2 separate regions of the Homo sapiens genome follow, and region 1 is linked to region 2. A link is an interaction called in ENCODE POLR2A ChIA-PET data of the cell type or tissue named here. Cell type or tissue: PC-9. All regions are shown on one strand. Each heading gives the region's core, and the rest is flanking DNA. Links, peaks and the distances in the headings are about the cores only.

Region 1 (8,341 bases), core at 11-8,010, 190 kb after region 2:
TGAGCCACTGCGTCCCGCCTGTTTTCTACTATTTATAGAAAGAATGACCTTCTCAGAGCTCCTAATTGAATGTTTAGTTCACAGTAAGAACCTAGTTTAGTATATTGCCTTACTTGAATCTGCTGATTGTTTTAGTCCAAATTCTTACTCATCTCATTCTTTGTCCTCCTTCTAAGTTATATTCTCTGTTAGAACAGCTCTAAGCCAGTCAAGTGGCTGCCCACAGGGCCACTAGCTATTACTAGGTCTGAGGAGGCAGTTCAATTACTGAAGGAGAGAAAATTGTATTCCTCATGTTGCAATTTTAAATTTCTCTAGTTTTTAAATTTCTATTGGAGAAATTCTTTTCCTTCTCTACATTCTTGGTCTGTATTTATGTAGAATAATGTTTCCTTGATTTGCTAGATCAAACCTATTTATATATTGATTGCAGAGAGTCCAGAGCCTATCCTGTGTAGAAGGTGATGGTTGTAAGCATGTCAGAATTAAATTTAAAATTCACTGTAACCTAAAACTAATGTTAAAATTGATCTTTATATGTTTTTCTCTTTGAGTCTGTGGGTAAGAATGATTAAACTCCTTTGTTTAATATCAGCTTTTTAAAAAATCCCACTTACCAGAACGTCTTCTTTCTACTGTCTCCCTCCAAGTGGGCAAGTGGGCCAAGGTGCTCTGAAGGGATGTATGGACTCTCCCTGGGGTGTGGGGGTGAAGGTCAAGAAGTGGGGTAGGGGAGGGAAGACAGTGACATTTTCTTCTGTTAAACCGGTGACCACTATCCATCGAATCACAGAATACAAATTTCTTTTTGCAGCATAGGTTTTTTTCCAAACAGTCACAGACAGTTGAACACTTGGAAATGCCTCCTTTAACAGTTGAAAATTTACAATGCAATAAAATCGTCTTTGCATCATGGCTATGGCATACACTGGAGTCCAGCTGGGTAGGGTCAAATTCTGAGACCTGTGATTCTTTACTCTAGTAAAAGCCATTTGCTTCTCCCCACTGCCCTTTAGGGTAACAATCTGGGATGGCTACTCTCTCCTACCTTTCCTTTGCCATTGATGGTACAATAATGATCAGTTCTTGGTATATCTTCTATTCTTCTTGGTACCAAGGAAATTTTTTTTTTGCAGCAGAGCTTGGAAGGACCCTGTAGGAGCTGCCTAGCAGTTCGGATCACAGAACACTGTTCCCAAGTAAGTTTCAAACTATTTTAGAAAAGAACTCTCCATAAAACCTGAAATATGAGAATAGTATTTTAAACTCTGTGTTTTCCATGGCTCTTTCTCTAATGCTTTCCCTTTAAGGGTGATGTCCTTTTATCTTGACATCATCACACTCAAAAGCAGGAACACTGTAATCCCAGCGCTTTGGGAGGCCAAGGCGGGAGGATCACGAGGTCAAGAGATTGAGACCATCGTGGCCAACATGGTGAATCCCTGTCTCTACTAAAAATACAAAAATTAGCTGGGCGTGGTGGTGCGCGCCTGTAGTCCCAGCTACTAGGGAGCCTGAGGCAGGAGAATCGCTTACCTGGGAGGCCGAGGTTGCAGTGAGCTGAGATTGCGCCACTGCACTCCAGCCTAGCAACAGAGCAACACTCCATCTCAAAAAAAAAAAAAAAAGAAAAGAACAGAAAAGAAAAAAAGGCAGGAACAACCAGGCAGTTGAGGAAATGACATGTGAAGCCATGGTCTGATTCATGAGCCCCTCTAGTGAAAATCAAGCAAGCAGTGAGGGAGTCCACAGTTGAGGTGGAAGACAAATAAAACCGGAGAGTGTCTTCCATTATTCTGTGAGCTTTGAAGATGGAGCAATGAAAAGTCAGCTTATAGAACTAGATCCCTAAAGCGGTACTGTTTGTTCTCAAAATATAAAAAATATGAAAGAAAAAAATAAAAATAAGTTTGACAATACCCTTAGCAGTATGGGACAGGCAAGGCCTTGAAAGTTATTTGCTTTAGGTAAACATGCACCTGTTTTATTTATTTTTGTATTAATTTTACATGTTCATGATTTATTGACAATTTTTTAGTAGCCAAGAATTCACAGAAGGGAACAGTGGTTTCACTTTATTTTTTATTTTTTAATCTTGTTTTTAATTGACACATAATAATTATACATATTTACAGAGTACAGTGTGATGATTTGTTACATTTATACATTGTATAATGATCAAATCATGGTATTTAGCATATACATCTCAAACACTTATCATTTCTTTGTGGTGAGAACATTCTTGTCTGTTTATTTTGTAATATACACTATGTGGCTGGGCAAGGTGCCTCATGCCTGTAATCACAGCATTTTGGGAGGCCAAGGTGAGAGGATCACTTGAGGCCAGAAGTTTGAGACCAGCCTGGGCAACACAGGGAGACCTCATCTCTATTTCAATTAAGAAATTTTTTTAAAGAGATATACACTACAGTATTATTTACTATGGGCACCATACTGTGTTTCCTTATTTTTCTGCACTGACTGTAACACTGGTTTTCATGACACTGTCCATCAGTGTGTCTCGTTTTCCATGTTACGTTCTTGTCTATAAGACATCTTTTCTCTTCCTTAGTAGTAGGAAGAGAAACAAAACAAAACAAAACAAAACCCTTCTAGAACTCGATGGCATTATTCAGAAACTAGATCAAATGCTGTTCTTCTACAAGGCAAAATTCTGTAAGATCAATCCTTGCTCAAGATCTCTGCTCCAGCCCCAGAACCTGAACTTGAGTCTGCATGGGCTTTCCAGAAAAAAGCATCCAGAAGGAGAGAAGCTCCTATTTATGCTACCAACACTCCTCTCTAAGATATGTTTCTGTTGTTATCATTGTTAAGACGGAGTCTTGCTTTGTCCCCCAGGCTGGAGTGCAGCAGCGCGATCTCGGCTCACTGCAACCTCCATCTCTGGGGTTCAAGCGATTCTCCTGCCTCACCCTCCCACGTAGCTGAGATCACAGGCACACGCCACTATGCCCGGCTAATTTTTGTGTTTTTAGTAGAGACGAGGTTTCTCCGTGTTGGTCAGGCTGGTCTTGAACTCCTGACTGCAGGTGATCCACCTGCCTCGGTGTCCCAAAGTGCTGAGATTACAGGCGTCAGCCACTGCGCCCACCCATTTAAGATATCTTTTTGAACAAATTTATATTTTCAATTTCTGATCATATATGTCAGATGGAATACTTAACTCTACTATTAGGAATTATTTCCTCAAAAGGGCTTTAGCATTTCATTAGCTTTCACATTCTAGAATTCTATTAGATTGTTTTTCCGAATCAAAGGAACCTGCATGCTGGATGTGGGAGAGGGTAGGAGAACTGATCAGGCTCCTCCTCTGGAAACCTGAATCTCCGTACACTGAGACAAGTCTTGTTCCTCCTGCCTGCACTGCTCAGTAGAGGATTTGTGGCAGTTTACTCTCACTGCCCCACTAATTTTGAAATGCAGTGCTCTAAAGAGACACATAAAAGAAGAAAGGATCTGGTATTTTATCAATGAACAGGGCCGGCACTCTGTTTATGAAAAAATATTAGAATCATTCTTGGATGAGGTAAAATAAATCACAACTCTTTGAAGATTTGCAGAAGAGAGGTGAGGACAAGCTCCACTTAAGCTGCCAAGGCAGTGATGCGTGAATTCCCCTAGGAATTCCTAGGAAGATACTCAGCTGTGGTCAACATTCTTTTGGTCAATGCGTTAACCCATAATTGTTCATCACAATGAGATTCTGCATCTGAGCTGGGGCTCTTTCTGTGCTCAGGATATAATCGCAACCTCACCTCGGTTTTAGTCACTCTTGCTTCACCACTGTCCTGGACCCCAGGACAGGCCACTCCACTTGACATGGTTGATTTTTTTTTAATTGGGTTATGTAAAAAATTGCTTTACTCAATAATCTTTTATTATGTAGTGGTTTGCTTATAAATGCCCAATATAGATTCTCATCTTGGTGACCATGCCTGTGTGCCACTTTCTCTTGTATTTGATCATGGATTTCCTGGAATTTCCTTTTCTACGTTAAACCAGGGCATTTGCTTGACTGGAGAAGATCCCTAATAAGGGGACAATTCTGTGAGACACAAACACTCCTAGCAATTTTTTTCTCTAAGGAAAGCTGTCTTCAAAATGGGGCATCTGTTTCAGGAAACAGAAAAACATCACCCTGAGCTCTTCTTAGGGCAAAGGAAAACATCAATAATACGACTGTGATAGAAGTACTTTTTTTTGTATGACTTTTCCTCATTGTTTCAGAGACATGGAGTATTTTTAGTGGGTCCATAAAGAGGAAAAGCCTACAGGTTGGAACAAGCAAGCTTCTTCCTGAGAGACAATAACAGACTTTCAACCTGGCAAGACACCGGACTTTCAATCTGGCAAGGTGTCAGTAGACTCCCTTTCCAACAAGAAAGGGACCGTAGTCGGCAGGATTCGAACCTGCGTGGGGAAACCCCAATGGATTTCTAGTCCATCGCCTTAACCACTCGGCCACGACTACGTGAAGGACACTTTGTCCATTAGCATAAGTCACTGTACTGAACTTTAGCTCCCTTGGAAAGGTCAAATTTTCTGCCAAAAAGTGTATTCGCTGTCAATGTTTCTTATTTTTTGACATCAGTTAGATGACTATCATGCTGTTGTGGTAAACTGACAAGTAACACTTTATCCTCGGACCTAGGAGGACCCCTTATTCTGATGTTTTGATGGAAGGAGACTACGCGGGGAGGCATTCCCAGAGACCAAGCTTCCTGCTCCATCCGCTTCTGATGGTGTTCCAGGAAACACCCGCAACAATTGCGACAAGCTCTAACATTTGCTGCAGAATTTTGAGTTATAGCAATGATTTGAACAACCTCAAATGGCCATCGATGTTTGACTTTTAAAATAAATTTTGGAAGATCCATATAATGGAAGATTCTGCAATTGATAAAAGGAATGAGATGCACTTCTATTTACTGAAAGGAAATGCACTAGTATTTCAGTGGTAGCCCAGTAAGAGGCTACACTTAGTAAGAGGATACACTAGAAATCCACTTATTGTCAGTTTGAGAGCCTGGTATTGCCTCTAAGAAACTTCATCTTTTCCCCTTGACAACTCCCCCTTTGACCTCCAGTAAAGGACTCCCCCTGCATCTCAAATCAAAGGTAGATTTTTACTACCTTTTTTTTTTCTTTTTTAAGTCCCCACTTATTTAAATGCCCTTTGAATGCTTATCTGAGCTTCACTAACGATTCTGGGAAACAAAAAGTAGATTTACTCACTTAGTGTGGTTTCCAGGTAGAAGAAAGAGAGATGAGGAGTAAACTCAAGGTCTTAATTCCTTATTCTGTCAGTTTTGGTAAATCATCTCTTGAAGGAAATCTGTCCTAAATTGTCAAATCTATTTACAAAACATTGTTCATACTGTATTCTTAGTATATTCTTGATGTCTATATACTAAAATGTAATGTTATCCTATATTTATTCCTGGTATTAGTATTTTCTGTTTTCTCTTCGTTTTGTTGAACAATCCTTGATTTAGAACAATAGTTTTGTCAATCATCCCTAAATGCCTGTTTATGGCTTTGTTGATATTCTCTGTTTGTTTGTGTGTGTGTGTGTTCTATCTTTTTATAATCTTGTTTCTAACATTTTAATTTGCTCTTTTCCTCTAAATTATTGAGAAAAAAGCTTTAACATCAAATATTGAAACATCTTTATTCTAATATATGCAAGTAGAACTATAAATTAGACTTTGGGCACAGTTTAGCTGCATTACACAAATTTTTATATATCTTATTTTATCTTTCATTTTAACTAAATGTGATTTCTTTAAGCTATGGCTTTGGATGAGTGTTTTTTCATTTAGTAACATTTTGGGGTTTTCCATTTTATTTCTGATATTGATTTTATTTTTATTATGCTGGGCCCACAGAATATATTCTGTGTCATTTCAATCCTTGTACATTTTTAAAGACTTGCATTAGGGCCCACCAAGGGTATTTAAAAATAATATGTAAATCAACATAAAAAAATCAGTAGCATTTCTATATAAACATAATGACCTAACTGAAAAACAAATCAAGAAAACAATCTCACTTATGATAGCATCAAAAAATAAAATACTTAGGAATAAATTTGACCAAGGAGATGAAAGATTTTTACACTGAAAACTATAAAATGTTGAAAGAAATTAATGACAACATAAATAAATGGAAAGATATCCAATGTTCATGAATTAGAATAGTTAATAATGTTAAAATGTCCATGCCATCCAAAGCAATATACAAATTCAGTACAGTCCTTATCAAAATTCCAAAGGGACATTCTTCACAGAGGTAGAAAAAATAATCCTAAAATTCATATGGAATCACACACACACACACACACACACACACATGCACCAAATAGCCATAGCAATACTGAGAAAGAAAAACAAAGTTGGAGGCATCACACTTGTTGCTTTAAAATTATATTATAAAGCTAAAATAATCAAGACATATTGTTCTGATAGCAGCATAATCATTCCTGAATAGAAACAGAAACAGACCAATGCAACAGAATAGACAGCCCAGAAAAAAACTCAAACATATACTGCCAACTAATTTTTGATAAGGGCATCAAGAGGACACAATGGGGGAAAGAATAATCTCCAGCCGCCCCGTCCGGGAGGGAGGTCGGGGGCAGCCCCCGGCCGGCTAACCGCCCCGTCCGGGAGGTGGGGGGGGGGCCCCGCCCGGCCACCGCCCCGTCTGGCAGGTGGGGGGCGCCTCTGCCCGGCCGCCCCGTCTGGGAAGTGAGGAGCTCCTCTGCCCGGCCGCCACCCCGTCTGGGAGGTGTACCCAACAGCTCATTGAGAACGGGCCATGATGACGATGGCGGTTTTGTCGAATAGAAAAGGGGGAAATGTGGGGAAAAGAAAGAGAGATCGGATTGTTACTGTGTCTGTGTGGAAAGAAGTAGACAGGGGAGACTCCATTTTGTTCTGTACTAAGAAAAATTCTTCTGCCTTGGGATGCTGTTAATCTATAACCTTACCCCCAACCCCGTGCTCTCTGAAACATGTGCTGTGTCCACTCAGGGTTAAATGGATTAAGGGCGGTGCAAGATGTGCTTTGTTAAACAGATGCTTGAAGGCAGCATGCTCGTTAGGAGTCATCACCACTCCCTAATCTCAAGTACCCAGGGACACAAACACGGCGGAAGGCCGCAGGGTCCTCTGCCTAGGAAAACCAGAGACCCTTGTTCACATGTTTATCTGCTGACCTTCCCTCCGCTATTGTCCTATGACCCTGCCAAATCCCCCTCTCCGAGAAACACCCAAGAATGATCAATAAATACTATTAAAAAAAAAATTAAAAAAAAGACATAGAGAATTAAAAAAAAAAAAGAAGAAGAATCTCCAATAAATGATGCTTGGAAAACTGGATTTCCACATGCAAAATAATGAAATTAGACTCTTATACCATACACAAAAATCAACTCAAAATGGATAAAACACCTAAATGTAAGACCTGAACACAAAACTTCCATAAGAAAACAGGGGGAAAGCTCTTCGTCATTGGCCTTGGCAATAATTTTTTTGGATATCATGCCAAATGTCCAGGATACACAACAAAAATAAATAAATGGGACCACACCAAACTACAAAGTTTCTGCACAGCAAAGAAAACAATCAACAAAATAAAAAGGCAACTTACAGACTGGGGAAAAGGAGTTAATATTCAAAATTTATAAAGAACACTTATAACTCCATAGCAGAAAAACAAATAACCTGATTAAAAAATGGTCAAAGAGACTTACCTTCTGAGCACAGCTGGCAGCACTACAGTCTCATGAAAAATGTGCAAAGGATCTGAACAATTTCTTCAAAGAAGACATAAAAGGGCCAATATGCATATGAAAATGTGCTCAACAACATTAATCATCAGGAAAATGCAATATTAAACCACTATAAGATATAACTTTACACCTGTTAGGATGGCTATTATCAAAAAGACAAGAGACAACAAATGTTGGCAAGGGTGTGGAGAAAAGAGAACCCTAGTACACTGTTGGTGAGAATGTAGATTTGTGCAGTCATTATGGAAAACAGCATGGATGTTTCTAAAGAAATTAAACATAGAACTACCATATGACCCAGCAATTCCTCTCCTGGATATAAACCCAAAGGAGATACAATTACTACCTCGTAAAAGACATCTGTACTCCCACATTCACTGAAGCACTATTCATAATAGCCAAGATATGGAAACAAACTATGTTTGTCAATAGATTAATGGATAAAGAATCTGTGTGTGTGTGTGTGTGTGTGTGTGTGTGTGTGTGTGTGTGTGTGTGTGTGTGTATAATATTACTCAGCCTTAA
Region 2 (8,341 bases), core at 107-8,106:
AAAGATATACCAGATAAAGTACTCTTATTCAAAATCTACAAAGAGCTCTTAAAATTCAACAGTAAGAACACAACCTCATGAAAAAAAAAAATGGCCAAAGACCTTAACAATCATGTGACCAAAGAAGATATACAGATGAAAAATAAGCATATGAAAAGGTGTTCCGCATCATATGTCATCAGGCAAATGAACATTAAAACAAAAATAAGATATCACTACACACCTATCAGAACAGCTAAAGTCCAGAACACTGACAACAGCAAATTTTGGTGAGGCTTTGGACTAACAGGAACTCTGATTCATTCCGGGTGGAATCACAAATGACACAGCTACTTTAAGAGACAGTTTGATGGTTTCTTGCAAAAGTAAACTTATTCTTCTCACACAATCCAGTTGTACTCCTTGGTATCTAACCCAAAAGAGTTGAAAAATTATGTCCACATGAAAATCTGTACACAGATGTTTATAGCACCTTTATTCATAATTGCCAAAATTTGGAAGCAAACAATATTATTCAGTAAGTGTATGGATTAACTGTGATATATGTAAACAATGGAATATTATTCAGCATTAAAAAGAAATGAGATATCAACCCATGAAAAGACATGGAGGAAACTTAAATGCGCATTACTAATAAGCCAATCTGAAAAAGCAAATATTGTATAATTGTAATTATATGCCATTCTGGAAAGGCAAAACTATGAACACAGTAAAAAGATCAGTCGTTGCCAGGGTTTGTGAGGATGGAGGGATGAACAGCCCAAGCACAGAGAATTTTTAAGGCAGTGAAACTACTCTGCATGATACTATATTGGTGGGTATATATCATACTTTTGTGCAAATGGATAGAATGTACAACACCAAGAGTGAAGCCTAATGTAAACTCCGGTCTGTGGGTGATGATGGTATGTCAAGATAGGTCAACAATTGTAATGAATGTACTATTCTAGTGGGGCATGTTGATAGGGAGTTATGCATGTGCGGGGGCAGGGGGTATATGGGAAATCTCTGTACCTTCTGCTCAAAGTTTTGCTGCGAATCTAGAACCTCTCTTTAAAAAAAAGTCTATAAAATGCATATGTAAGAAAGAAGAAAGGTTTATGTTTGTGGAACTTTGTGAAGGGAAATGAAGCTTGGGACTTTAAGCTCGGTGGAGAATTGATTCAGAGAGTCAACCCTAGAATCGGTACGGACAGTCGTGAAGAACAGATATGAAGGGCCTGAACGAGGGACCTATCAACAACAGAGGAGAAGGACATTTTATAAAGTCTGAATGTAAGCTCAGTAGAATTTTGCAACGATTTTGACTCTAGGTGAGAGAGTGAGAAGGAATTCTGAGGTAAGCAGAAGGACAAATTCCAGTCATCACGTCAAGTAAGTAAACGTCAAATCTGGTCAGAGCCAAGATGTTTGAGATTTATCTTATGGAGGTTATAGTTTTAGTATAAGGCTCATAGAACTCAAATACTTAGCAATTTCTGGGTTTTGGATATTTCCTAATCTCGATGTGGTGCTTGTTTTGTACCAGTTTTAAAATGCGATTGTAGACACTGACTTGAATAGAAAGAAAACAAATTTCTAGGAAGGCGGGATGATTAATAGGGAATTCCTGATTAGGTCCAGCAGGATAGTTCCTTCTCTTAGGGGTTTCTATAATATGAGTTAGGGGTTTCCGTAGTGTAGTGGTTATTATGTTCGCCTCACACGCGAAAAGTCCCCGGTTCGAAATCAGGCGGGAACATTGTATTGTCCTCAGTTTTGTCTTCCTAAAACTTATAGCGACCGCTTGTCTTCCTAAAATTTACAGCGACCGTTTTTAGGACTCACGCTCTTAGAACCCCGTCCATTCGAATAAATGACTATACGCTTGTAAGTGGTTTACGCTGTGTAACTCAGTACTACGAATACGACTTGCTCTCTTCCTACACCAGATTTAAAGAGGGAGCCCCGTGGGAGCCCAAAGACAACAGGAGGCTAAAGGAAGAAGGAGCATATATCTATGTTGAAAGATCCCAGGCTGGTGCCATTTGATGGGATTTGGAAGGAGGTGGAGTTGCCTGAGAAAAGAGTAACTTGAATTGTATAAGAAATGTTACTTTGTTAGAGAAGACTAATAAAAGCATGACTTTCAGAATTCTTTTTATACTGGAACATTTCCCTGCTTAGTACTTTTTTTTTTTTTTTTGAGATAGAGTCTTGCTCTGTTGCCCAGGCTGGGGTGCAGTGGCTGTAACCTCCGCCTCCTGGGTTCAAGCGATTCTCCTGCCTCAGCCTCCCAAGTAGCTGAGACTACAGGCGTGCGCCACCACGCCTGGCTACTTTTTGTATTTTTAGTGGAGACGGGGTTTCACTATATTGGCCAGGCTGCTCTCACACTCCTGACCTTGTGATCCGCCCACCTCAGCCTCCCGAAGTGCTGGGATTACAGGCGTGAGCCACCGCGCCTCACCCCTGATTAGTACTTTTAAGTGCTCAAGCCTTCTAGCTGTACTTGATATCATTGACTATCACTTTAGATTTCACTCCATTTCAAGGTGTCTCTAAAATCCAGTCTTTTGACAAATAACCACATTCCCAATCAGGACCGTCTTCCCAGTCACGACTGTCTTCATGGGCATGCGACCTACGCATTTGCACAAGGCCAGGCACTTGATTTAATGCTCTGCTATTGCTGGTTTGAAATTCCTAATTTCCTTAAACAAGGAACATTTCCATTTTGCACTGCACTCATCAATTACGTAACTGGTTTTTCTCCTAAATGCTCACAAAGGAGTAATCATCCAATGTAATCATTCCTTACAGGGAGAAGCAAAAAGCTGAGCGCAATACTGCAACAAGGAATGTTATGAGGGAAGGCATTTGTAGAATGTGATACTTTGAAGATATAACTGATAATTTTTTTTTCTTTAAAGAGCAGCTAAAACATAGCACTGTATCCAGGGTTTGATTAATTTTTTCCATCATTTTATTTTTATCTGTCTAATAAATGATCCACAACTTCAGGCCCCATTTGCTTCCAGCCTCTTGTTAGGTTTTTTGTTTTTGTTTGTGTTTTCTTTTGGTGTTTCACTAATCATTCTTCTTATCCTCTCAAGACGTTGTCATGTTACTCCACTTTTCAATATATTCAGTGAAATTCTAGAGTTCAGAATCATGCAAGGAGGAAGTTATCACAACACTCAATTTATACCATATGTATGTCTCATCTCCTTCCTTGCCTTCCTTTTGAATTGTATTAAAAGCAAAAATGTTACGTGAAGCTGTAAGTTCCTTAGAAATATGAAAAGTAGCTACAAAAATTTAAACGTAGAAAATTGCAGCTCAATTCTAGATGGTTCTAGACGGTTGGTCTCTGGCATAGATTTAGCTAATTCATCGTAAATATTTCCAACCCATCACCACGTTCCTCTACAAAGTGCCTCAGACATCGAGATTCAAGGTTTGCTGCTTTATTAGGTATACATCTAAGTCAGGTTTAACTAGTGACAAGAATTTACCTAAGTTTAGGGGAAGAAATAAAGAGGCCTCGCTGGGATTCGAACCCAGGATCTCCTGTTTACTAGACAGGCGCTTTAACCAGCTAAGCCACGAAGCCTCACCTGTGTTGTGTAGGGGTAATTTATTATTTTATAAAAATTTACACCTCGGCCTGTCAATGTTTCTACCTCAGTGACTTTCTTTGTAGTAACACAATACCACATTTCTGGATCTCAGTCAAAACCAGAGAATAATGTTCTTGCTGTAGAATAAGAATAGGTGCTGAATTAAGAAGACTGTTTTCCTTTAGGAAACTGCTCTAAATGTCAAGAACACCTCCAGACGATAAGCTCTGGCGGCCAGGTAGAAAACTTGCTTGGTTTTGAGAACAATTACATCTCCTATGCCTGGCAGTGAATTTGCCTTCTGATGAACTCTCATTTCATTTGTTCATTCAGTGGGTAAGTGGTAACAGGAAAAACACTCTCTCTACATTTTTCTTTAACTTGGCCCCCAATGATTCTGCCTGTCCAGCATGCAGAATATAGTCACCCTGGCCACGTCTGACTTCTTTGCAACATGAACTCGACCTCTAGGATGGCGTTATCAAAATCAGGTAAAGGTGCAGATTAAATTCCTTGGGTAAATTTTTTCGGCCGGGCGTGGTGGCTCACGCCTGTAATCCCAGCACTTTGGGAGGCCGAGGCGGGCGGATCACGAGGTCAGAAGATTGAGACCATCCTGGCTAACGTGGTGAAACCCCGTCTCTACTAAAAATACAAAAAATTAGCCAGGGGTGGTGGCTGGCCCCTGTTAGTCCCAGCTACTCGGGAGGCTGAAGCAGGAGAATCGCTTGAACCCGGGAGGCGGAGCTTGCAGTGAGCCAAGATCGCGCCATTGCACTCCAGCCTGGGTGACAGAGCGAGACTCCGTTTCAAAAAAAAAAAAAATTTTTTTCAAATAAGGTTCTACTTAGTTTGAACATCTATGTACTTAAGATACAAGTTACCTGTCTCCCAACTACAGGCACAGGAGACATAGGATAATCTCGATACACAATCCTATTCAAAAAGAACAAAAACAAGAGGAAAAAGAAAAACAAAAAACAAAAAACAAGAGTCACACTGGTCTGTAGCAATTGTAGAATTCAGTGGGCACATAACGCTAGTGCGTTGATTGGAACTCAGTAATGCCGTCTGAGAATGACTCCCTAGGCTCTTTGGTCCATCTCCTGGGATCTTATTCCACACTCAGATTCATTCATTCTTTTAATAAGAAATATCATTTACTTGCAGCTGAATGGTTTTCTTAGCCTACTTCTTTCCCATAGTAGTCTGGGAGGAAGAGGGGTGAGGTCCAAATTCTTTTCATTTTATGCTGTCCTTTATTCCTTTCAGTCCAGACTGTCAATGTTCAAATACTCTAATTTTCTTCAAAAAATGTGACTTTATGAAAGTTACTGAAGTTTATTCCTTTAGACCAGGGGTTCACAAACTATAGCCCACAGGCCAAATCTGGACTTATATCTGTTTTTATAAAGCTTTATTGGAACATAACCACGTTCATTCATTTAGCATTATCTGTAGCTGCTTTCCTGCAACAGCTGATTTGTGTAATTGCCACATCAACTGAATGGCCCACAAAGCCTAAAATATTTACTATCTGGGTCTTTAAAGAAAAAGTTTTCCAGGCCAGAAGCAGTGGTTCACCCCCATAATCCCAGCACTTTGGGAGGCCAAGACAGGAGGATCACTTGAGCCCAGGAGTTTGAGACCAGCCTGGCCAACCTGGTGAAAACCCCTCTTTACTAAAAATACAAAAAAAAATTAGCCGGGTATGGTGGTAGTCCCAGCTACTTGGGAGGCTGAGGCAGGAGAATCACTTGAACCTGGCACGTGGAGGGTGCAGTGAGCCAAGATCGAACCACTCACTGCCCTCCAGCCTGGGCAACAGAGCCGGACTCTGCCTCAATAAAAAAAATTTTTTTTAAAGTTCGCCAATCTCTTTTAAAACAAAAGCCACATTCATGAAAATAATGCCTTGTCTCCCTTTGGCTTCCCATAAAACTGCAGTAGGGCCACAGTCTTAAGAGTTGTAGAGTTATTGTTTAAACTATAGGATCCTTAAGGTATGTCCTTAAGAACCTCAGGGGTTTGTTTAGATACCACCTTAAGTCTCTCTGTGGTATTAATAAAGGACTTACAATAACACCCTTGGCTTCATCTTTAGACCACATTTTCTGATCGTACTCTAGACAATAAGCTAAAACATTTGTAAGACTCACCTCATTTATTTCTCTTCTCTCAGGTATCGCAGTCCCAAACTGACAGCAGGCGATGCCTGAAAACAGTTATTTCACATACTTATGTCCAGTATATTTTTCTTGTTGTTTGCAATTTTCCTAACAGTGACTTCTTCACAGGTAGAAGCAGAAACCCATATCTCTTTTATTGGTGTTCTTTTTCAATAGTATTATAATTTCAAGTTCCATCCACATTATTGCATGTATATCTACTCTGTTACTTTTTATATTGCTTAATAGCCTATGGTGTGCATTTATAACAGTTTACCTGTCCACTTTCCAATAATAAATATTAAATTTTCTTTCAATTTCAAAAGACTAAAATAAGGCTGTGATTAACTTTATCACATGTGTACTCTCGGTAGTTGTGTAAGATTTGAGGCAGTGGATAGGGTGGGGGAAGATTTATGCCTAGGAGCAGAGCAGTTACATCATAGAATGTGAATATACTTAATTTGAATAAGAAGTACTCCAGAATGGCTTCATTAATTTAAACTTCGACTGGCAGGACAGGAGGGTTCTTTTATCACTAGTCCTGCAAAAATTGATTTTATTCAGCTTCTAGTTTTGCCAATGTAATGACAGTAAATGCGATATATCTTTTTACTTTTTATTTCTGTGATTACTAAAGGTTTTGTGCAATCTTTGTTAGTCATGACATATTTCTTTCCTTTAATTGCCTGTCCTATCTTTTGTTCATTTCCTTTTGATCTTGCTGTCCTTCTCTTGCAGATTTTCATGGCTTCTTGATATATATTAAGCCCTTGCCATTTTTGGAGACAATTCAAACATATTCTCCCATTAGTGCATCTATCTACATATTTATTTTTCTACTGTATCCTTTACCTTACATATTCTTGATTTTTTAATTTAAGATTTTTTTTAGCCGGGCGCGGTGGCTCACGCCTGTAATTCCAGCACATTGGGAGGCCGAGGCGGGGGGATCACCTGAGGTCAGGAGGTGGAGACCACCCTGACCAACATGGAGAAACCCCTGTCTCTACTAAAAATACAAAATTTGCCAGGCATAGTGGTACATGCCTGTAATCCCAGCTACTCGGGAGGCTGAGGCAGGAGAATCGCTTGAACCTGGGAGGCGGAGGTTGCGGAGGGCTGAGATCGCGCCATTGCACTCCAGCCTGGGCAACAAGAGCGAAACTCCGTCTCAAAAAAAAAAAAAAAAAAAAAGATTTTTTTAAAGGTGGGGGTTTTGCTATGTTGGCCAGACTGGCACTGAACTCCTAGGCTCAAGCAACCCTCCTGCCTCAGTCTCCCCAGTAGCTAGACTACAGTGGCTATATTCTTGATTTTAATGTAAGCAAATATGTCTTCTTTGTTTTTTGCCTTATGGTTTGTGCTTTTGAAGTTTTCAAAAGTTTTCTGTCTCCTGGGTATAAGGATGTTCTCCTTCATATACATTTTTTTTTTTTTTTTTTTTTTGAGACGGAGTCTCGCTCTGTCGCCTAGGCTGGAGTGCAGTGGCACAATCTGGGCTCACAGCAACCTCCACCTCCCCAGCTCAGGCGACTCTCCTGCCTCACCCTTCCGAGTAGCTGGAATTACAGGCATGCGCCACCATGCCCAGCTAATTTTGTATTTTTACTAGAGACGGGGTTTCGCCATGTTGGCCAGGCTAGTCTCCAACTTCCGACCTCAGGTGATCTGCCCGCCTCGGCCTGCCAAAATGCTGGGATTATAGCTGGAGCCACTGAGGCCGACCATCCTTCATATACTTCGAATAGTTTTCTTTTTTACTGTCACATGTAGATATTTAAACCCTCTATATAAGTATACTTTAAAAATCTTCACAGCTGATTGATTCTGCTCTGTAGTTTCAGAGCTAACAGCAATAGAATATTCTGAACATTTTTATGTCTATCTATTTATGATGGTTTCTTTCTCTGATATGCTTTTCATGGAACCTTCCAGTCACCTCCATTCCCATCCTCAAGTCAGTTCTTGCCCCAGCAGCAAGAGACCTGAATTTCCTTCAGTGTTTGGTAGAAGCGGGAATCTCTCAGGCCGTATCTCTTCTTCTAGGAATGGAACCTTGATCTGGCCAGAGACAGAACCCAGAGCCCAACAGCCAAAGGACTTCAGGGGTCCATTCCTTTCCCATGGCTTCATCAGGCAGATAAAGATCCTGATGTGGACCCAAGCAGTCCTGAGCATCACAAATAAGACCTGGACTCCTGTTTCCTCAGCTGATGAGATTCTGAGGAGATGTTCTCTGACTTTCTTTGCTTGTCTGCTGCAGACCACACAACCTTTGCATATTGTGGTGCTTTCCTCTGATTACCTGAAAAACAAAGGGGCACGCCACACACTAGGTGTTCAGTATTGTTACATAAATTAATTATATTCCAACCCTACTTCAGGATTTCATTTCAGCTCTGTGTCCTCCAGACCCTAAACTTCCTTTCTACGAGCTTATTTCATGAGTTTTTAAATTCCCCATGACAGCTTTAGCACCCTTCACTGAGTGCCGTTTAGCAGACTATTGAAGTTAGAATTACTTGAGGGTGCTTGGTAAGATTAAGATTCTTGGGACCCATAGTAAAT

The links. ChIA-PET counts read pairs that join two places held together with the same protein. Peaks named below come from ENCODE experiments on the same cell type or tissue, not always from the same donor. Only the 100,000 strongest peaks of a DNase experiment are listed, where the experiment ranks them.
Region 1: POLR2A ChIA-PET joins it to region 2 with 19 read pairs; 2 of 35 experiments call an interaction of 5 or more read pairs at or near these places.

The regions. Positions count from the first base shown.
Region 1 is chr6:27,528,359-27,536,699 of GRCh38, reverse strand. It overlaps TRS-AGA3-1 (tRNA-Ser (anticodon AGA) 3-1), which reads right to left and starts at 4,492; the gene lies at 4,411-4,492. In PC-9, for the core only: no CTCF peak of the experiment used is centred there; a DNase peak (open chromatin) is centred at 3,679; H3K4me3 peaks cover 1,083 bases.
Region 2 is chr6:27,721,948-27,730,288 of GRCh38, reverse strand. TRT-AGT4-1 (tRNA-Thr (anticodon AGT) 4-1) reads right to left here and starts at 3,595; the gene lies at 3,522-3,595. In PC-9, for the core only: no CTCF peak of the experiment used is centred there; a DNase peak (open chromatin) is centred at 3,518; H3K4me3 peaks cover 163 bases.